Regions from separate parts of the Homo sapiens genome. Here region 2 is linked to region 1. A link is an interaction called in ENCODE POLR2A ChIA-PET data of the cell type or tissue named here. Cell type or tissue: A673. All regions are shown on one strand. Each heading gives the region's core, and the rest is flanking DNA. Links, peaks and the distances in the headings are about the cores only. Region 1 holds the start of LOC101927131 (a long non-coding RNA gene). Region 2 overlaps LITAF (lipopolysaccharide induced TNF factor).

What was found. ChIA-PET counts read pairs that join two places held together with the same protein. Peaks named below come from ENCODE experiments on the same cell type or tissue, not always from the same donor. Only the 100,000 strongest peaks of a DNase experiment are listed, where the experiment ranks them.
Region 2: POLR2A ChIA-PET joins it to region 1 with 11 read pairs; 4 of 35 experiments call an interaction of 5 or more read pairs at or near these places.

Annotation. Positions count from the first base shown.
Region 1 is chr16:11,461,581-11,472,069 of GRCh38, forward strand. LOC400499 (putative uncharacterized protein LOC400499) reads right to left here. Exons shown (of 67, transcript NM_001370704.1): 21 at 10,074-10,237; 22 at 7,928-8,087; 23 at 7,595-7,674; 24 at 537-723. LOC101927131 (a long non-coding RNA gene) reads left to right here and starts at 3,680. Exons shown (of 3, transcript NR_110907.1): 1 at 3,680-3,952; 2 at 9,035-9,143; 3 at 9,698-10,489. It also overlaps the pseudogene LOC124903807. RefSeq lists an enhancer at 8,711-9,212. In A673, for the core only: no CTCF peak of the experiment used is centred there; no DNase peak of the experiment used is centred there; H3K27me3 peaks cover 1,903 bases.
Region 2 is chr16:11,573,493-11,583,981 of GRCh38, forward strand. All of the region lies in intron 1 of LITAF (lipopolysaccharide induced TNF factor), which reads right to left. Among named protein-coding and RNA genes, the nearest start is that of LITAF, 8.2 kb to the right of the region's middle. RefSeq lists a silencer at 1,021-1,315. In A673, for the core only: no CTCF peak of the experiment used is centred there; no DNase peak of the experiment used is centred there.

The sequences.
Region 1 (10,489 bases), core at 1,281-9,280:
CATCATGGGTTGTTGGGTAAATTTCACCTTCTGAAGCTTCTGAGACACAGAAGGTCAGCCAGAACGCACAGGTGAAACTGGGCCAGCTGTTATGACTCCCAGACACCCACATCGGGGGGTCCACAGCCACTGCTCCAAGTACCCCCAGCCCCAGCTCCTGTCCTTACCTTGGAATCTTCCGGAACACCCATGAGCGGCACACCCAGGCGCCACTACCCCAGCTCCAGCACCAGGGCCAGCACCTGCTCACTCTGTGTGTGTTTTAAATGCCCAGTGTATTTTAGGTCAAAATGTTACAAGTGTTTCTTATCGTGGGTCAGAATAAAAACAGTCCAAAAGTTGCTATTTTAAGGTTTGTGGGTGCAGTTGGAGGTTGGGGGAGGTTCTGGGGGCTCACATGGAGCTTGGATCTGCCCTTGGATGGGATGTTGATATTAAGAGAAGCTGCAGTGATGAGGACCATAAGGAGGCACTTGGGCCACCACACCCTAACCTGGCCACAGAGCAGAGGGGACAGAAGGGGTCTCATCTCCTACCTGTCACGTTGGCCTGGTCACTCAGCAGATGGCTCAGCGATGCGGAGAAGGCCAGCTTGCTGCCCACCTGCCGTGTGAGGTTCCCGGTGAAGACGACGGGGCTGCCCCCCGTCACCAGTTTCACCTCCAGCTGCGCCTGGAACCGCTCAGCCTCGCCACCCATGGCTGGCTGCAGGTCACTCCAGCCCTGAAACGGCCTCAGTGTCACCTGGGAGGACAGGCTTGGCCAGCAGGCCCAGCCCTTACCACACGAACTGGGACCAGACAGGGCAGGAGACAACATCGCTAACAACCTTCTACACCGATCCTTACCCAATTTTTCTTTTTCCTTGAGACAGAGTCTCACTTTGTCTCCCAAGCTGGAGTGCAGTGGTGGAATCCTGGCTCGCTGCAACCTCCACCTCCTGGGTTCAAGTGATTCTCCTGCCTCAGCCTCCCTGGGATTACAGTCACGTGCCACCACACCCGGCTAATTTTTTTATTTTTAGTAGAGATGGAGTTTCACTATGTTGGCTAGGCTGGTCTCAAGGTCCTGAGCACAAGTGATCCACCCGCCCTGGCCTTCCAAAGTGTTAGGATTACAGGCATGAACTACTGTGCCCAGCCCTTCCCCAATTTTTTAAACTCTGGATTTCTCAAAATTAGAAACCTGTGTTACAAACTCAGACATAAATGTAAGGGACTCCTCTTCTCTCCTTGACATCCCCCTCATTCAGTCCATCAGGAACTTGAGTCAACTGTCCCTATGGAACGCGTCTAGAATCAACCACTTCTGCCACCTCCGCTGCCTCACCAGCTGGAGCCCCGGTCATCGGCCTGTCTCACTGCAACATCCTCCTGGCTCTCCCGGCTCCCATCCCGCTGGTGGCAACTAATCTCCACACGGCAACCAGACACGTCGAATGATGGCACACTAGCCTTTCTTACAGTACAACCCAAAGTCCTTGTGAAGGCCAGCGAGGCCAGAACTTTCTCTGCTGGTCAGTGGTGCAGACCTGGCCATGGGAAGACACTGGCAGATGGGCCACGGGGACAGCTCACTACACACTCCACGGCCCCGCAAAGAAGATTCTCTGGAAAAGTCATGAGCAACTACAAATATCATCTTTGATGGCCCCGCCAACCTGTAGGCTCCCCACCCCCACGCCCCCCTGATGGCCACCAGCTGGTCAGTTTACCCAAAAGACGCCAAAACAAGACTCACTATTACCACACTGCCACTACTTAATGCTCTCTGTCCCCGATCCCCACAGATGTGTGTGCGGATGTGTGTGTATGAATGTGTGTGGATGTGTGTACAGATGTATCTGTACATGGATGTGTGTGTATACAGGGGTGTGTGTATACAGACGTGTATGTACACAGACATGTGGGTGCATACAGATGTATGAATGTGTGTATACATGGATGTGTCTGTATGTAGACATGTATGGACGTGTGTGTGAACGTATGTATACGGATGTGTAAAGAGGTGTATATATATGGATGCATGTATATGAATGTATGCATACAGATATGTCTACACGTGGATTGTGTGAATATGGATGTGTATGGATGTGTGTGTACGGACATGTGAACAGATATGTATATATGGATGTGTGTGTGGATATATGTACAGATATGTATATATATGGATGTGTGTATATATGAACGTATATACAGATGTGTCTACATATGGATGTTTGTGTGTATGAATATGTGTGTATGGACGTGTGTTTATGGACATGTATGTGTGTAAAGAGATGCATATATACGGATGCGTGCATATGAATGTGTACAGATATGTCCACATGTGGACTGTGTGAATATGGATGTATATGGACGTGTGTACACCACGGACATGTGAAAAGATATGTATATATGTGGATGTGTGTATATGAATGTGCATACAGATATGCATTTGGATGTGTGTGAATATGGATGTGTATGGACTCTGTACAGACATGTGTACAGATATGTGTGTATATACGAATGTATGTACAGCTGTATCTACATGTGGATGTTCGTGTATGTAAATATGGACGTGTGTATGATGTGTATGTGTATGGACATGTGTATGTCATATGTGTATGGATGTATGTGTGTGCACACACGAATATACAGACACACCCTTCTCCTTCCCTTTTTACAGAAACAGATGCTCGCTCTCCACTCTGCTCCCAGCTTTTCCTGCTGGCAGGCACATTCGAGCGATGGCTTTCTCCAGTCTGTATCAGAGGCTGTGCAGTGCTCGTCAGAGCTTCCTCAAGGTGCACATGAACAGGGTGAACACAGAATTTCTCACCCAAACCGGAACACTTTGCAGTTAAAGAGAACACTAGTTGTAAATGTGTCACGTCACCAGGCGTAAACTGGGGCTCTCCAGGCAACCCACGACCCAACCCCTGCACACTAGCAGGAGGGGGCACTGAACAGAACATTCTTCCCTAAACCAACCTTAAATCCCATTAGCTTTGAGACAAGTTGAACATAAGCTCTGGGACTTCGTATTCATGAGCTCATCTGCCTCAGTTTCTTCATCTTGTATTGGGTTACAGAGGACTTGAAGGGGGGACCTCCTGTCTGCTGAAACAGGCTCCAGAAAGTTCCGGAGTTCCGGCTGTTACTGTAATTGTGATGAGTCTGGGGCAGACGGAACTAGAATTTCTCCAAAGGCAAACATTTCCAGGCTGCAGGCAGCTCTATAGGGACCAGCAGGAAGATCCACGGGGAGGTAGAGGCAATCCGTGCTTGCACATTTAGCAAACAACTAGAAGTTCAAGGGCCCCTGGGAATTCTGAAAATGAGGCATAAGTCTCAGCCATCAGGCAGGTGGAGCTTTAGGAGGAAGACAGCTCTCCCCTGACATAGGTCTTCCCCCACCCAGGCTGACGGCAGAGCTGGAAGAGGAGAATGTATTTTTGCAGCAAGACATCCAGCTCCGGCTTCAGATGCTCCACTCCAGGCCTCTCTGAGAAGACACTGGAAACTGAGGCAGAATCAGGAGATCCACTGCCGAAGGTGCCCAGCAATCATGCCTGGTGGGATCAAGTCTAAAGCTGCTATTTGTACCCTGGCTGGAATGCAGTGGCATGATCTCGACTCACTGGAACCTCCACCTCCCAGATTCAAGCAATTCTCCTGCCTCAGCCTCCCAAGAAGCTGGGACTACAGGCATGCGCCACCACACCCAGCTAATTTTTGTATTTTTAACAGAGACAGGGTTTCACCATCTTGGCCAGGCTGGTCCCAAATTCCTCACCTCAAGTGATCCTCCCGCCTCAGCCTCCCAACATTTGTATACTTTTTGAAGTCACACATCTTCCTGAAAAGTGGATAGAAGTTTTCAACCTTCTTCGCAGGATGGAGGGCAGACACAGAACTTCAACACAGTGACAGGGGCTTCAAACGACTAAGTTCCGTCCAGGTACCCTTGGGTAAGAACCCTAGAAAAGCACCTACTGAGATGAAAACGAGCCTAGACAACATAGTAAGACCTCGTCTTCACAAAAAAAAGAAAAAAAGAAAAATAGAAGGGCATGGTGGCACAGGCCGTAGTCCCAGCTACTTGGGAGGCTGAGGCAAGAGGATCGCTTGAGCCCAGGGGTTTGAGGCTGCAGTGATCTACGATCACTGCACAGAATAAGACCTTGTAAAAGAAAGAGAAGGCGGGGGGTGGGCAGAGAGGGAAAAGAGAGAGGGGGAAAGAGACTGGTAGAAGACATGGGGGAAAGTGGGGGAAAGACGTGGGAAGAGGAAAAGAGAGGGAATAGAGGGAGGGAAAGACAGGGCGAGAAAGGAAAGAAAAGGAAGAAAGGAAGAAAAAAGAAAAGAGAAAAAACATATAAACCTTGTGGCCTGGGAATTCCATTGTTAAGAATTTACTCTGCAGAGAGAATGGTGTTCATGGCAGAATATTTGTAAGAGCAGAAACCTGGAAAAAACTCAAGAGTCCTTCATTATTAAACTAGCTGAATAAATTCCATTCCACGGACTATTACACAGCAATTTGCGCTACACAGGAGGCACTTATTTTCTTTAAAGTGGATATATTAACTCCATGTGCTGACTGTGTGCATAGATCATCTCAGAAAGGAATCACCAAAAAATCCCTAACAGTGGTTGGCTTTCAGGAGGGGTGGGAGAGAGGTTTTGAGTCTATACCAGCGCCAACCAATAGAACTTTCTGCAATGAGGACAATGTTTCAGAGCCACATGAAGCTGTGGAACACCTGAAATGCGGCCCATGCAGCCAAAGAACCAAATCTTTAATTTTCTTTAATTTTAATTCATTTAGATTTTTTTTTTTTGAGATGGAGTCTCGCTCTGTTGCCCAGGCTGCAGTAAAGTGGCGTGATCTTGGTTCACTGCAACCTCCACCCCACCAGGTTCAAGCAATTCTCCTGCCTCAGCCTCCCAAGTAGCTGGGATTACAGGAGCCTGCCACCATACCCGGCTACTTTTTGTATTTTTGGTAGAGACGGGGTTTTGCCATGTTGTTCAGGCTGGTCTTGAACTCCTGACCTCAGGTGAGCCACCTTTCTCGGCCTCCCAAAGTGCTGGGATTATAGGCGTGAGCCACCGCACCTGGCCTCACTGAGATTTCTATAAACATGTGTGCCACTGGCTACCATATGGGAGAGTCAGTTCTATACCCTTTCATAGCTTTTGAACTTTGAATCATTTAAATGTATTGCCTATTTAATTGTAGAATTTAATAATATTTAGATTGAATTAATCTCAATGAAATCTACAATAGAATTTAAATTTTATCAGCGCATGCTTGTCTGAAAAGATTGCCAAGGTGTACGTACGTATATGTGTATTGTGTGTGTGTGTGTGTATGCACGCACACACACACATATATATATTTTTGAGACGCAGTCTTGCTCTGCTACCCAAACTGGAGTGCAGTAGTATGAAATCGGCTCACTGCAACCTCTGCCTCCTGGGTTCAAGTGATTCTTCTGCCTCAGCCTCCCAAGTGGCTGGGATTACAGGCACGCACCACTACACCCAGCTAATTTTTGTATCTTTAATAGAGATGAGGTTTCACCATGTTGGCCAGGCTGGTCTCAAACTCCTGGCCTCAAGTGATCCATCCTCCTTGGCCTCCCCAAGTGTTGGGATTACAGGCGTGAGCCACGGCGCCCAGCTGCCAAGCTATATTTTTGAGTAAAAAAAAAAAAAAAAGTCCTCACAGAGTTAAAAAAAAAAACAAAAAAACTGGGAAACTGGGAGTGGAGGCTCACGCCTGTAATCCTAGCACTTTGGGAGGCCAAGGTGGGCAGACTGTGTAAGCCCAAGAGTTTGAGACCAGCCTGGGCAACATAGTGAGACCCCATTTGTACAAAAATATAAAAAAAAGAAGCCAAGCATGGTGGCACATGCCTGTAGTCCCAGCTACTCGGGAGGCTGAGGTGGGAGGATCGCTGGAGACCAGGAGGTCAAGGCTGCAGTGAGCCATGTTTGCACCTCTGCACTCCAGCCTGAGTGACAGAGCAAGACCCTGCCTCAAAAAAAGAAAATAAAAATAAAAAAACAAAACCTAAACATGACAACTGGGTTTTCATGCTATTGCATGATACCTGCCTCCCTCAAAACTTGTTACATCATCATATCACTCACCTGATAGACAAAATAAAACCCAGAAACCCAAACTAAAAATATTTGCAAATCTATAAGGTTATGGGTTGTACTGTGTCTCCCTGAAAGATGCCGAAACCCTAAGCCGCAGGACCTGTGAATGTGACCTTATTCGGAAATAGGGTCTTCACACATGATTAAGCTAAGCTGAGGTGATGAGGGTGAACCCTAATCCCGTTTGCCTGGTGTCCTTATAAAAAGGGGATGTGTGGACACAGACACCTACAAAGGGAAGACTATGGGAAGACAGAGACAGAAGACCACCTCCAAGCCAAGGAGCTCTGGGGGCTTCTAGAATCCAGGAGCGAGACCTAGGTCAGATCCTCCCTGACAGCCTTCACAGGTGGGGAAAAAAAAAACAAAAAACAAAAAACAACAATAACAACAAAAAACACCTTGATTTCAGACTCCTGGCCTCCAGAACTGTGAGAACAAATTCCTATAGTTGAAGACACACAGTTAGCGTACTTTGTTAAGGCAGCTCTGGGAAATGAACACAGATTTCTCAGGGCGTGCATCAGTACTTCTGCAGGAAATTTGGGACATGGCATGCTTTAACTTACAAGTTATACCTTTCTCTATTCTGAATTCTTTTTTTGAGAGACAGGGTCTTACTTTGTCACCCAGGCTGGAGTGCAGTGGCAGAAGCATGGCTCAGTGCAGCCTTGACCTTCTGGGCTCCAGCAATCCTCTTGCCTCAGTCTCCTGAGTAGCTGAGACTACAGGCACACAACTCTGTGCCTGGTTAACATTTTTTAATGTTTTGTAGACACCGGGTCTTGCTATGTTGCCCAGGTTTATCTCGAACTCCTACCCTCAAGTGATCCTCCCAACTTGGCCTCCCAACTTTCTGTAATTACAGGTACAAGCCGTCATACCTGGCTTTTTCTTTCTTTCTTTTTTTGAGACAGAGTCTCGCTCTGTCGCCCAGGCTGGAATGCAGTGGCATGATCTCAGCTCACTGAAACCTCCGCCTCCTGGGTTCAAGTGATTCTTCTGCCTCAGTCTCCCAGGTAGCTCGGATTACAGGCACCCGCCACCACACCCAGCTAATTTTTGTATTTTTATCAGAGGCAGGGTTTCACCATTTGGCCAGGCTGGTCTCGAACTCCTGATTTCAGGTGATCTGCCCGCTTCGACCTCCCAAAATGCTGGGATTACAAGTGTGAGCCACTGCATCCCACCTGAATTCTTAAAAGCATGTTTTTGTGTTATTAATATCCATTTTTAACATCAATGACGGTGGGATTTGAGCCCATTTTTTTCTTGTTTATACATTTCTGGGTAATAGAACTAACACTTGTTAACTGGCAGGTAGAAAGGGAAGATCCCAGAGGTGGTGGCAATAGTTAACAGGGCTCTGGTACGGGGGAAGGAAATCCCTGGGGAGGTGTCAGGTGCAGACACAGGTGGGCCTAGGGTGTGGAGCAAACCTTGATGTAGTAGACGTCCCTGTCATCCAGCACCAGCTCCAAGTGACCCGTGTGGGCACTCCCAAGAGCCTCCATCTTTCCTGGGGGTGCAAAACAAGAGTTTAGAGACAAGGGTTCAACATCTGGATCTGGCCCCTCCGTCCCCCTGGGAGGACTGCCTGCCCTTTCTTTAATCTCTGAGCCTAAGATGTAGCACCTGTAAAATGGGGCTGGATTTAGTGCTGACCTCAGGAGGTCACAGACAAACCTATAAGCCAGCTCACTGCAGGGGCCCTGCCCCGGGTGTGGCACCGAGTGAGGGGCGCAGTGAGCAGGGAGGGACGTTGACATTACCGTCCAGCTCGATTTTCTTCTTGGGATGGAGAAGCTTGAGCCGGAACTTGTTCTGGGGCAAGCTGTAGCTCATGTCCACCCCGACGTCCCTCAGCACTTCTGACCCGGGCGTGCCCATGAAGACGTGGGCTGTGGCTTCTTGGGGGAACCAGCTGCCCTTCTGGAAATAGCAGAGTCTTCAAGATTGAGAGCCTCCACCTGTACCCTTCAGACACTCACATTGTTGTCCTCACAATCCCCCAACCAGGAATTTCTCAGGCTTGAAAACTGCCTGCAGAATTGTAAAGCTCTGCAGAACAGCCCAGGACCATGTCCACAGGGTCGCAATTTATTCAGCAAACGGCCAGGGAGAAGCGGCTGCGGTGCACACTCCTGGCACCCTGCACAGACCCCTCCCATCCTTTTTTGTTTTGAGACCGAGTCCCGCTCTGTTGCCCAGGCTGGAGTGTCAGCGGCATGATCTCGGCTCACTGCAGCCTCTGCCTCCCAGGTTCAAGTGATTCTCCTGCCTCAGCCTCCTGAGCAGCTGGGATTACAGGCATGCGCCAACAAGCCCAGTTTTTTTTTGTTGTTGTTGTTATTTTTGGTAGAGATGGGGTTTCACCATGTTGGCCAGGCTGGTCTTGAACTCCTGACCTCAAGTGATCCACCTGCCTTGGCCTCCCAAACTGCTGGGATTACAGTGAGCCACTGCGCCTGGCCTCTCCCATCCTTTTAACCAGCTTTGTGTCCTTGTCCCCCAGCTTCTGCAAGCTCTGCACTTCCTGGCTGTCACCTGAGGGCTTCAGAACATTGCCCTCCAGCACTGCAGCCAAAACTCCCAGCACCCTAGCCCAGAGGGGAACACACTCTGCGAGTACCTCGTGCTCTGGGGCTCCCTGTGAGACCAGGCTGAGGCTGCAACTTCACCTGAAATTGCACATCTCTCAGCATCTTCCCTCGGCCTTTCCTAATTTCTCCACTCTTTCTGGGTCCCCCGGAGCCTTTTCTTAATAAATCACTTGTACCCCAGTCCAAGGCTTCGGTCTCTTGTTGGGGAAGTGCAGCCTCAGCCACAAGTCCCGTTCGGAAATCCCATGTCACCGTACATTTGTTCAACACCAACAGAGATGTGTGCTGCTGCGTGGAAGATGACTGAGCATGAGACACGCAGTGCCCGACCGCGTGGAGCCTACGTCCTAGAGAGGAGGCACAGGAACACCAGACACGAGAACGGGTAAGACGGCAGCCGCCGGTGAGTGTGCTGGCGAAGTCATTGGTGTAGGGGCCCTGACCGGGATGCTGGTCTAGACAGGGAGGCCCAGGAAGGCTGCCTCTGAGGGGTCCCACTGAAGGACACTTGAAAGGAGCTAGGGAGGGAGTTAGGTGGATGTCCCGGGGAAGAGTGTTCCTGGCAGGGGAAACGCCCAGTGCAAAGGCCCTGGGGCAGGCATGTGTGTGGCCTTGAAAAAGGGGCCAGTGTGTCTTCAGGGCAGTGAGTCTGGAGGAGAGTCAGGGAAGGAGGCCAGCAGGGGCAGGACTGCCAAGGGCCTGTGGGTCACGGCGTCTGGCTCCTACTTTAAGGGTAACAGAAGCCATAGGGGGGCAGTCTACACAGAGAAGGGACACGATCCAGCTGGGATTTCAGAGGGCCCATCTGGCTGCTGGTAAAGATGGGAAGGAGACCAGAGCGGGAGCTGGGGGATCAGACAGGAGGCCACCGAGTGCCTCCTCTGGACCAGATGCTGATGACAGAGGGGTAAGTAAAACCAACCCTGAATCTGCTCCCAGGAACTGAGTCACCAGCGGGGAAGACAGACCTTATCCAAGTAGCTTCACTAAGAAACAGAACTGATTAAAAGGGAAGAAATGTGGTTGTCTTACGGCAAGTCACAAAAGAATATGATGTGCTCTGGGGTAACCAAGGCAGGCTTCCCTGAGGAAGTGACCCCTGAACTGAGACCTAAAGACTGATTCAGAGTTAATGCATCATACAGCCCCAGATGGAGAATCAGCATGTGCAAACGTCCAGAAGAAACCTACAGCAAGACCAGCACAGCCCAACAGCCCCAGAGAGGAGCCCCACGTCCTTTAGGGTGAGCCCAGGGCTGACCTAAGGAGATCCACAACATGGCTGAGAAAGACGGGGCTGTTGTCTAGGGCCCACCTGGGGCTGCAGGGTATAGGCAGCTTCCAGCAGGTACTGTCGGAGCCCCGGGTCCCGTTTCTGCAGCGTCACGGCCGCGAACACAGGCAATGAGAGCAGGTAGGGCTGGCCAGGCACCGGCCAGGTCACTCCAGTGCACAGTCGCCAGCCCCAGGTGTAGGACACTGCAGAGAGAGGTAAGCAGGCAGCACTGGTCAGTGGAGACTCAGAGGGCTCTGGGCATGGGTGCCCGCAGCTGCCACATCAGCAAAGAAACCTCTTCTCTAATTTCTTCTGAGGAAAGGCACCATGTAGACAGGACTCCTGTGAGGCAGTGGTGTGTAGACCAGGGTTTCTCTGCCTCAGCACTGCTGACATTTGGGATCAGATCATCTTATTTGGGGGCTGTCCTGTGCATTATGGGATGTTTCGCTGAA
Region 2 (10,489 bases), core at 1,100-9,099, 110 kb after region 1:
TACAGCGTTGCTGGTAACAGCAGAAGCCTAGTCCGCCAGCAAGGCAAGGGTACCAATCAGGGATGGTCCCTCCCCACAAGGTACTGAAACGAGGAAGAGTTTTATTTGGAGAAATGCAATCACCACCAAGATATACTATCATGTTTAATGAGGCAGGAGAGTGTTTGTAGTGTGCCACCATTTGTGTATGGTGAGAGAAGAAGATATCCTTTTTTTTTTTTTTTTTTTTTTAGGAGTCTTGCTCTGTTGCCCAGGTTGGAGTGCAGTGGCGCGATCTCGACTCACTGCAACCTCCACTTCTCAGGTTCAAGCACCTCTCCTACCTCAGCCTCCCAAATAGCTGGGATTACAGGCGCCCACCACCACACCCAGCTAATTTTTGTCTTTTTAGTAGAGATGGGGTTTCACCACGTTGGCCAGGCTGGTCTCAAACTCCTGACCTCAAGTGATCCTCCCGCCTCGGGCTCCCAAAGTGCTGGGATTACAGGCATGAGCCAAGGTGCCCGGCGTTTTTTTGGTTTTTTTTTTGTTGTTGTTTTTAAAGACAGGTTCTCACTGGGTTTTTTAAAGACAGGTTCTCACTGGGTTGCCCAGGCTGGAGTGCAGTGGCATGATCATAGCTCATTGCAGCCTGGAGCTCCCAGGCTCAAGCGATCCTCCTGCCTCAGCTTCCAGAGCAGCTAGAACTACAGGTGTGCACCACCACACCTAGCTAATTTTTTTATTTTTTGTAGAGACGGGGTCTCAGTATGTTGACCAAGCTTGTCTCAAACTCCTGGGCTAAAGCAATCCTCCCACCTTGGCCTCTCAAAGCGCTGGCATTACAGGCATGAGCCATCATGCCTGGCCTAGTATTTCTTTATATAATATGCAAAAAATGTCTCCAAAGGCATACATAAGAAACTTAACGGTCGGTGTTTGTCGGGAAGGGAACCAGGTGGACTAGGGGATGGGGTGTGACAAACACTGGTCACTTTTACACCCTTGCTGGTCTTTTGTATGTTAAGCCATAGTAATATTACATATTTACAAAATACATACTTTTTTAATTAAAAAAGAAAGTCTCCTCTGCAAACCTGTCTCTGCCCTCCCCAGGCCTCCATCCTGGGTCCTTCCCGCCTCTGGGTAAAGGTGATGTCATCACAGCCCTTTGTGTTCCTGCCCAGCACCTGGCCCTGGGACCTTCCCTGTTTGCAGAGTGATTAAAGCTTCTAATTATTTCTATTTGGTAAGAAGACGTTCCCTTTACCACTCCCACTATATCAACCCCAAAATTTGCACTAACAACATCCTATTTGTCAATATAAAGTTTTTTTTTTCTCTTTTTTGAGACAGAGTCTCATTCTGTGGCCCAGGCTGGAATGCAGTGGCGTGACCTTGGCTCACTGCAACCTCTGCCTCCCAGGTTCAAGCGATTCTCCTGCCTCAGCCTCCCAAATAGCTGGGATTACAGGTGCATGCCACCACGCTCAGCTCATTTTTTTATTTTTAGTAGAGACAGGGTTTCACCATGTTGGCCAGGCTGGTCTCGAACTCCTGACCTCAAGTGATCCGCCCACCTCGGCCTCCCAAAGTGCTGGCATTACAGGCGTGAGCCACTGCACCCGGCCTAAAGTTCTTTTTTTTTCATGTTGCACTATGATCCAGTTTTCCTCCAGGGGGTTCTAAACACCAATGGTGGACAAAGGATTGAGAGATGTGGACCCTCCCTTGCCGGCCTTATGGGACCCATATAGGGAGGCAAAGTCAACCAACAGGGGCAGATGTGGGAGAGATATGAAGGGGAGACTGGGTATAGTTTCTTTTTTTGTTTTGGGAGGGGTACGGTTCCTAGGAGCGAGTGGAGGATCTGGGGACAAGGGCAAGGGGGCAGATCTGGGTACAGCGGGGACAGACACCCAGAAGCCATGTACCTGTGTCCCGTGGGGCAGGTGAGTAGTGCGGGGCCAGGAAAGTGAGGTCGTGTTACAGGAGCCTTCACATCACAAGGTGGGCACCAGCGCCTGGGTTTATGGGGGACCCCACCAAAGGGGCTTCTATTTCAAAAACCAGCAGTCCAAGAACAACTTGAAAACCCCCAGGGGGATTCAACTCCTGCCAAGAAGGAGAGTTCAGAGTCTAAAAATAAGCTTCAAAACCGAGAATACCAAGAGAACCACCCACCGCAGAAGCCATCCCAACAACTCGCGGTCAGCGTAAACACACATCAAAGGTCTCACGGCCCACGGCCAAGGGTGTCTTCTCCCGAGAACACAAAAAACCAAGTTGAAACACAGCAGAAACCCCAGTCTCCATAGCTTCTGGTGTTGCTTCATTCTGACCCACAGCCTCTGTAAACATTCCCCCGAAAAAAGTATCTTAACCTTTTTCTTTTCTTTTTTCTTTCTTAAACTGAACTTTGTTTTACAATCGGGGTCTCGCTGTGTTGCCAAGGCTGCAGTGCAGTGGCGCAATCATAGCTTACTACAGCCTTGAACTCCTGGGTTCGAGTGATCCTCCCACTTCAGCCTCTCGACCAGCTGGGACTCCAGGCACATGCCACCATGATTAGCTAGTTTTTTTAATTTTTAATTTTTTGTAGAGACGGGGTCTCACTATGTTGCCCAGGCTGGCCTCAAGTGATCCTCCCAAAGCGTTGGGATTACAGGCATAAGCCACTGCACTCAGCCTTAATCTTTTTCTAAAATCGATCCCAGCTGGGCACGGTGGCTCATGCCTGTAATCCCAGTGCTTTGGGAGGCCGAGGCGGGTGAATCACTTGAGGTCAGGAGTTCGAGACCAGCCTGGCCAACATGGTGAAACCCCATCTCTACTAAAAATCCAAAAATTAGCTGGGCAAGGTGGTGCATGCCTGTAGTCCCAGTTACTCCAGAGGCTAAGGCATGAGAATTGCTTGAACCTGGGAGGTGGAGGTTGCAGTGAGCTGAGATCGCACCACTGCACTCCAGCCTAGGCAACAGAGCAAGACACTGTCTCAAAATAAATAAATAAGTAAATAAATAAATAAATTCCCATATTCCCCTCTCCTTTCTTACAATCTGCAAAAAAAAAAAAAAAAAAAAAGAGAGAGAGAAAGAGAAAAAGAGAAAGGAAAGGAAAAATGCTTGTGTCCACATCTGTGGTTCTACACGGTCCCAGGCTGCCAACAGTCCAACATGGGGCTGATGGCGGCTCCATCCCACCAACACAATTTGCTACTTCAAAGCCTCTGAGGACTTGGACACCAGCAGAACCCAGCGTGCAAGGACTCTGTGTAAAGTAAGAGTTCATAGTTGCCGTGGGCGCCTCCTCTGAGTGAGGTAAACAGGCTTGGGCATCTGCTTTGATGATAAATATATACCTTATTTGGGAGTCTTCTATTTGCTTACTTCCTTTGTTCTGGCCAAATTCCAGATGACTGCAGGTAGTCCAACTGTCTGTCTTTGAAAATTCCAGAAAACAGCAATCTTGCCTTTAGCAAGACTTACGGATAATGTGGGAACAGGGTGGTGGTGGACATTGCCTGTCAAGCGCTTTTCATGCCTGTTTCACATCCCCTGGCTGACACCACATGATCTAGCCCTTGATGACATATGTCTTCCTCCTGCATCCTAATTGCTTCCTGTCTGCAAGTTAGCTTCTATTAATATTTCCCTAACTGGACCATATTACGTTACTCTCTGCCCACCCCAGGGGAAGGGATGTGATCTATATTTCCCCACGAGGGCTTGAGAAAGCCAAGTGCATCTGACATCCTTGCACAGCTGAGGTCTCCTGTGCCCATATGGCACATCTATCCCATCTATGACAGGGTATCTATGGCATCAGCTCATTAGAAGTGTCTATTTTTTTTTTTTTTTTTTTGAGACGGAGTCTCCCTCTGTTGCCCAGGCTGGAGTGCAGTGGCACAATCTCGGCTCACTGCAAGCTCCACCTTCCAGGTTCAAGCAATTGTCCTGCCTCAGCCTCCCGAGTAGCCGAGATTACAGGCACCCACCACCACGCCCGGCTAGTTTTTGTACTTTTAGTAGAGATGAGGTTTCACCATGCTGGCCAGGTTGGTCTCGAACTCATGACCTCAAGTGATCTACCCACCTCAGCCTCCCGAAGTGCTGGGATTACAGGTGTAAGCCACCACACCTGGCCAGAAGTGTCTATTTTTTAAACAAGAAAAGACAAATCTTCCTCACTGACAAATTCCAAATAGTATGAGTAGATACTCCCTCTCCAGGGGATGCACTTTTATTTTATTTTCTTTTTTTGAGACAGGGTCTCACTCTGTCACCCAGGCTGGAGTGCAGTGGCACCATTGGCACCATCATAGCTTACTATGGCCTCAGCCTCCTGGGCTCAAGCGATCCTCCTCCCTCAGCCTCTCGAGTAGTTGTGACTGCAGGTGTGCATCAACAAGCCCAGCTAATTTTCTATTTTTTGTAGAGATGGGGTCTTGCTCATTCCACTATTTCCAGGCTGGCATGCAATGGCTTGATCGTAACTCACTGCAGCCTTCAACTCCTGGGCTCAAATGATCCTCCCACCTCAGCCTCCTGAGTAGCTGGGGCTACAGGTGTGCACCACCACACTCAGCGATTTTTTTTTAACTTTCCATAGAGATGGGGGTCTCAATATGTTGCTCAGGCCGGTCTTAAACTCGTGGGTTCAAGTAATCCACCCGCCTCAGCCTCCAAAACTGCTGGGATTATAGGCATGAGCCATGGCACCTCGTAGGAGGTGGAATTTAATCTCTCCCTTTCCTCTCCTGTGTGTGGGCTGGACTCCTTGACTCTCTTTCAAAGAACAGAGTCGCCAGGCGTGGTGGCTCATGCCTGTAATCCCGGCACTTTGGGAGGCCAAGGCGGGTGGATCACCTGAGGTCGGGAGTTCGAGACCAGCCTGGCCAACATGGGGAAACATGTCTATATACAGGCACATGCCTGTAATCCCAGCTACTCAGGAGGCTGAGGCAGGAGAATTGCTTGAACCCAGGAGGCAGAGGTTGCAGCGAGCCAAGATCGCACCATTGCACTGTAGCCTGGGCAACAAGAGCAAAACTCCATCTATGAAAAGGGAAAGACAGTAAACTACAAGCGAGAAAATCTGGCAAATACCTCCTTTTCACTCTCTCTCTTGATATTAATTAACATCAGGAATACTTTACTCTCTCCCTTGATATTAACATCTGCAATGTCATGTGCATGTCATGTGCCCTCTGATGTGACAGGATGAGAAGGACACTTCACCTCCGTGGTCTTCTCCTCCCAGAACCCACAACCCCACTGTAATCATGAGAAAAATATCAGACAACCCTGATTTGAGGGAAATTCTACAGAATCCCTCATCTTCAAAAAGTATCTAGGTTATGAAAAACAAAGCAAGACTGAGAAACTAACATAGCCAGGGTGGCTGAGGAGACAAGATGACTAAATGCAATGTGGGGCCGGGCACAGTGGCTCATGCCTATAATCCCAGCACTCTGGGAGGCCGAGGCGGGTGGGTCACCTGAGGTCGGGAGTTCGAGACCAGCCTGGCCAACATGGGGAAACCCCATCTCTACTAAAAATACAAAAATTAGCTGGGTGTGGTGGTGCGTGCCTGTAATCCCAGCTACTCGGGAGGCTGAGGCAGGAGAGTTGCTTGAACCCGGGAGGCCAAGGTTGTAGTTAGCTGAGATTGTGCCATTGCACTGCAGCCTGGGCAACAAGAACAAAACTCTGTCTCAAAAAAATAAAACACAGTTTGGGAGGCCGAGGCAGGTGGATCATGAGGTCAGGAGATCGAGACCATCCTGGCTAACACGGTGAAACCCCGTCTCTACTAAAAATACAAAAAATTAGCCGGGCGCGGTGGCGGGCGCCTGTAGTCCCAGCTACTCGGGAGGCTGAGGCAGGAGAATGGCGTGAACCCGGGAGGCGGAGCTTGCAGTGAGCCGAGATTGCGCCACTGCAGTCCGCAGTCCGGCCTGGGCGACAGAGCGAGACTCCGTCTCAAAAAATAAAATAAAATAAAATAAAATAAAATAAAATAAAATAAAATAAAATAAAATAAAATAAAATAAAATATATCAATGCAATGTAGTACCCTAGGTTAGGACCCTGGCCCAGAAAAAAAGGACATCAGTGGGAGAACTGGGAACTCCAGATAAAGTCTGGAGTTTGGTGAACAATAACATACCCTCATCAGTTTCTTGGTTTGACAAACATACTGTGTGATGTAAGATGTGAATAATGGAGAGAACCAGGAACTGGGTGAGGAACTCCCTGTACTAACTTCACAACTTTCTTGCAAATCAAAAATTATGCCAAAATTAAAAGTTTATTTAAATACTTTCAGGGATCCCACTTATAAATGAGTCAGATAGGTGATGGGGCTCAGGACACACTACCCCAAAATATGACTGCAGGAGACTAGAACATGTCACCTCAGGATCTATTTCTTTGGCATATATTGAGCTGATTATTCTGAGAAACTGCAGACACAGGAGCAGCTCTGAAAAGCTGCCCTTTGATACAATAAATTGAAATCTACAGGTTGATTATCCCAAATGTGAAAATCCAAAATCTGAAACTTTTTGAACACAGACATGATGCTCAAAGGAAATGCTCATTGGAGCATTCTGGATTTTGGATTTTTGGATTAGAGATGCTGAACCAGTAAGTAGAATGCAGTATTTCAAAATCTGAAAAAAAGATCCAAAATCTGAAACACTTCCGGTCCCAAGCATTTCAGAGAAGAGATACTTGATCTGTGTAAAGGAAAGTGACTATCATAGGACCCTCATCAACCAGTGAAGTTTTTTTTTTTTTTGAGACGGAGTCTCATTCTGTGGCCCAGGCTGGCGTACAGTGGTGTGATCTCAGCTCACTGTAACCTCTGCCTCCCAGGTTCAAGTGATTCTCCTGCCTCAGCCTCCTGAGTAGCTGGGATTACAGATGCCCACCACCACACCCGGCTAATTTTTGTATTTTTAGTAGAGACGGGGTTTCACCATGTTGGCCAGGCTGTTCTTGAACTCCTGACCTCATGATCCACCCACCTTGGCCTCCCAAAGTGCTGGTATTACAGGCGTGAGCCACCGTGCCTGGCTGGAAGATCTTAACTTAGGAGAGGAGACTGAAGGTCGACACCTGGTCACAAGCCATCACCTGCTCTTCTGAGGCTACTCTGAGACAACTTTCATCATTCAAGAGGCTTTTTATCTGCATTAACAAGGCAACCTTTGTTCACCATACATTTCCTCCCCTTACCCTTCTATAACCTATCACCACCTGCCTCCAGGAGCCCCAGGCCCCTATTCCTTTTTCTTTTTTATTTTGAGACAGGGTCTTGTCTGTCACTCAGGCGGGAGTGCGGTGGCACTATCTCGGCTCACTGCAGCCTCGACCTCCCAGGCTCAAGCGATCCTCTTGCCTCAGCCTCCAGAGTGGCTGGGATCACAGGCATGAGCCACCATGCCAGACTAATTTTTGTATTTTCTGTAGAGACAGGGCTTTGCCATGTTGCCCAGGCTGGTCTTGATCTCCTGGGCTCAAGCGATCCTCCTGCCTTGTCCTCCCAGAGTGCTGGGATTACAGGCATGAGCCACCACGCCCAGCCGCTTATTCCTTTTTCGTAGCTCAGGCACACTACATAAACTTCAATTATCTGACCTTGCTTTGAGTTTCACTTTCTGTGGGACTCCCACATTTATGCATGGAATAAATTTGTATGTATTTTCATCCGTTAATCTATCATCAGTTTATTTCATAGGCTCAATTATGGTACCTTCAGAAGGCAGAAAGAAAGTCTTCTCTCTCCCCTACATAGGCCAAGAGTAAGAAAAACTATAAGGTGAAATGGAATAGGCAGGTCTTACCCCAAAGCACTCAAGTTCAATTTAAAAAAACAAAATTTGAGTGCTTTGGGGTGAGGCTCATGCCTGTAATGGCAATACTTTGAGAGGCCAAGATGGATGGATCACTTCACTCCAAGAGTTTGAGACCAGCCTGGGTAACATGGCGAAACCCTGTCTCTACAACAAAAAACCACTAAAATTAGTGTGGTGGCTGAGGTGGAAGGATGGCTTGAGCTCGAGAGGGAGGTTGAGGCTGCATGGAGCTGTGATCACGCCACTGTACTCCAGCCTGGCCAACAGAACAAGGCCCTATCTCAAAAAATATATAAGTAAATAAAGTATATTTTGGTTAAATGCCAAAGACTAAGTGGGGGGTAAAGGAGAGTTTCTGACACTTCTAACTGATGAGGTGAAAAATAAAAAATAAAATAAAATAAAAAGATACCTAGAATTTCAGCAAAAGAACAGGTTTTAAAGGAATCTCCCAAACTCTGCCCAGCTGAATGCATATTTACACCTGACCACAAGTCCGCACTCCCCTCGAAAGGTATTTCACAGCTTCCACAAAGGAAGGACGACAAAATTGAGCTCACAGAAGTAGAGAAAAGAACTGTGGTTACTGGAGGTTACAAAGGGGAGGGGAAGAGAGGCTAGAGAGAGGTTGGTTGATAGGTACAAAGTTACAGTTCAATGGGAGGAATAAGTTCTACTGTTCTGTAGAACTGTAGGGTGAATATGGTTAACAATTATTCAGTGTATATTTTCAAATAGCTAGAAGAGAGAATTCTGAATGCTCACAACACAAAGAAATGATAAGTGTTTGAGGTGATGAACATGCCAATTACTCTTTGATCAATTACACACTGGAGACATATAAGAAAATATCACTCTTTATCCCATAAATGTGTATGATTATTATGTGTCAACTAAAAATAAAAGAGAAAATGGTCAATGGCTTTTTAAAGGGTTTGAAAACAAGAGCAAGATATAGTGAAATATCTATTTCACTCACAACGGAAAAAAAAAAAAAAAAAAAGAACTCCCCACAAAGCTTTAGCCACATGTGGGTGGTAAACTCTTCTAAAAATATATCCTCAAGCTGTGTATAGAACTGTTTTCTACATTTGGGTATCAGATCAACACATAAAAGGGCAAGGCCTTCAGAAAGATAAAGCGGCTTTTTAACTACCAACTTAATCCTCGAAGATCGATTCTTCCAGGAAGAAAAAGGAGAAATATTCAATTCTACTCTGGTCTCCATCTCCCAGCCCCCAGAAAAGAAACACTAAGCTAGGCCCATGAATATGTATATCGCAGAAATGACCCCAGAATAAAAAAAGGGATTCCTTAGGCAAAAGAAGGGCACTCACATGCAAATTGTCAGGTCCCCTAAGAAAATAGCCTAGTTTGTAAACAAGAAAGAGAACCAGCTGCGAGGGTCAAAAAGGTCTGGTCTTTTAGGGTCTCTGGAGAAAAACGTTATTTCCAATAATGGGAGCACAGTGGATCCTGACTATAATCAACTTTCAGGAACTATCCAAATTGTACACTTATTAAATTGAATATTGCTTAAAATTCTTAAACTAAGGAGGGTCACCTGGCAGGTTTTAAGCTACAATAATTCTGCAATACGGTTTTTGTTGTCATGGAATTTAACCTGTCTATCATTCCTGAAAATGTTCAAGGTGAATGGTGCGTCTTAAGCCATAAATGGTTAAGCAGGAAGGTAGACAAAAGGGGAAACCCGGACCTCCAGCTCTTTGGGAAAGGAAGCGAGAAATTGGCCTTTGGTTATTTGATCCCAAACAAATTCCAGTTTCAGTAGACCTCAGTAAAAGTACAGAAGCTCAGAGTGAAATATTTCAGAGAAATGTGTGCCAATTCCATCTTCTGAGTTCAGGCTGTTTCTGCAGGGCGGTATGTCCCACAAGTCAAAGATAAAGTTACCACAATCTTAAAGCCAGGTTCAAGCATGGCGTAATGACAAATCACAGTGATTTGTGGAATGGAAAATGCTTCCATCGGGGAGTTGGGCTGCTCCCCCACAATCAGAGTGGGCAGTTTTCCTCTGGACTCCTGGTGAAACCACATCCCTAGTTTCCACGTGAATCACAGTTTTTCATCAAACAGTGCAAGGAGATCATTAATAAGACTGAGACTGCATTAGGATACAAAATTGTATGAACGCTGATGACAATTTCATAGAAAACAGGCACAAAGACAAAAGACAGAAGCCGCCCGATAAGGACAGCCAGTGGTAGTTGTTTCGTTCTATAAGATTATGCCTTTCTTCTTTATCTTCCACACTTTAATATTTTTTAATAAAAAATTTCAAACTATCAGTGCATCATCTAGGAATAACCTCATGGATTCAAGTTTAAGGCAAGACATCATTAAGCTCTTAAACTTACCTGAGGCACACTGTCAATTAAATCTAAGGCTCCATGAGCTAAATAGCTTAAATTCTCCAACATTATTTTCTCTGAAGCCTCCAGCTTTGGATCCTGGTATATAAACTCCTACCTACTGCGAGGTGAGCAGAGAATTACCATCACATAGACACCCTCCAGAATGGTTCCTTTCTTGTGTCCATGCCTTAAGCTCTATGAAATTACACAATTCTTCTACTGAAATAACCTGCAGCCAAGGGACAACTTCATTAGCTACAAAGCTGTTGTC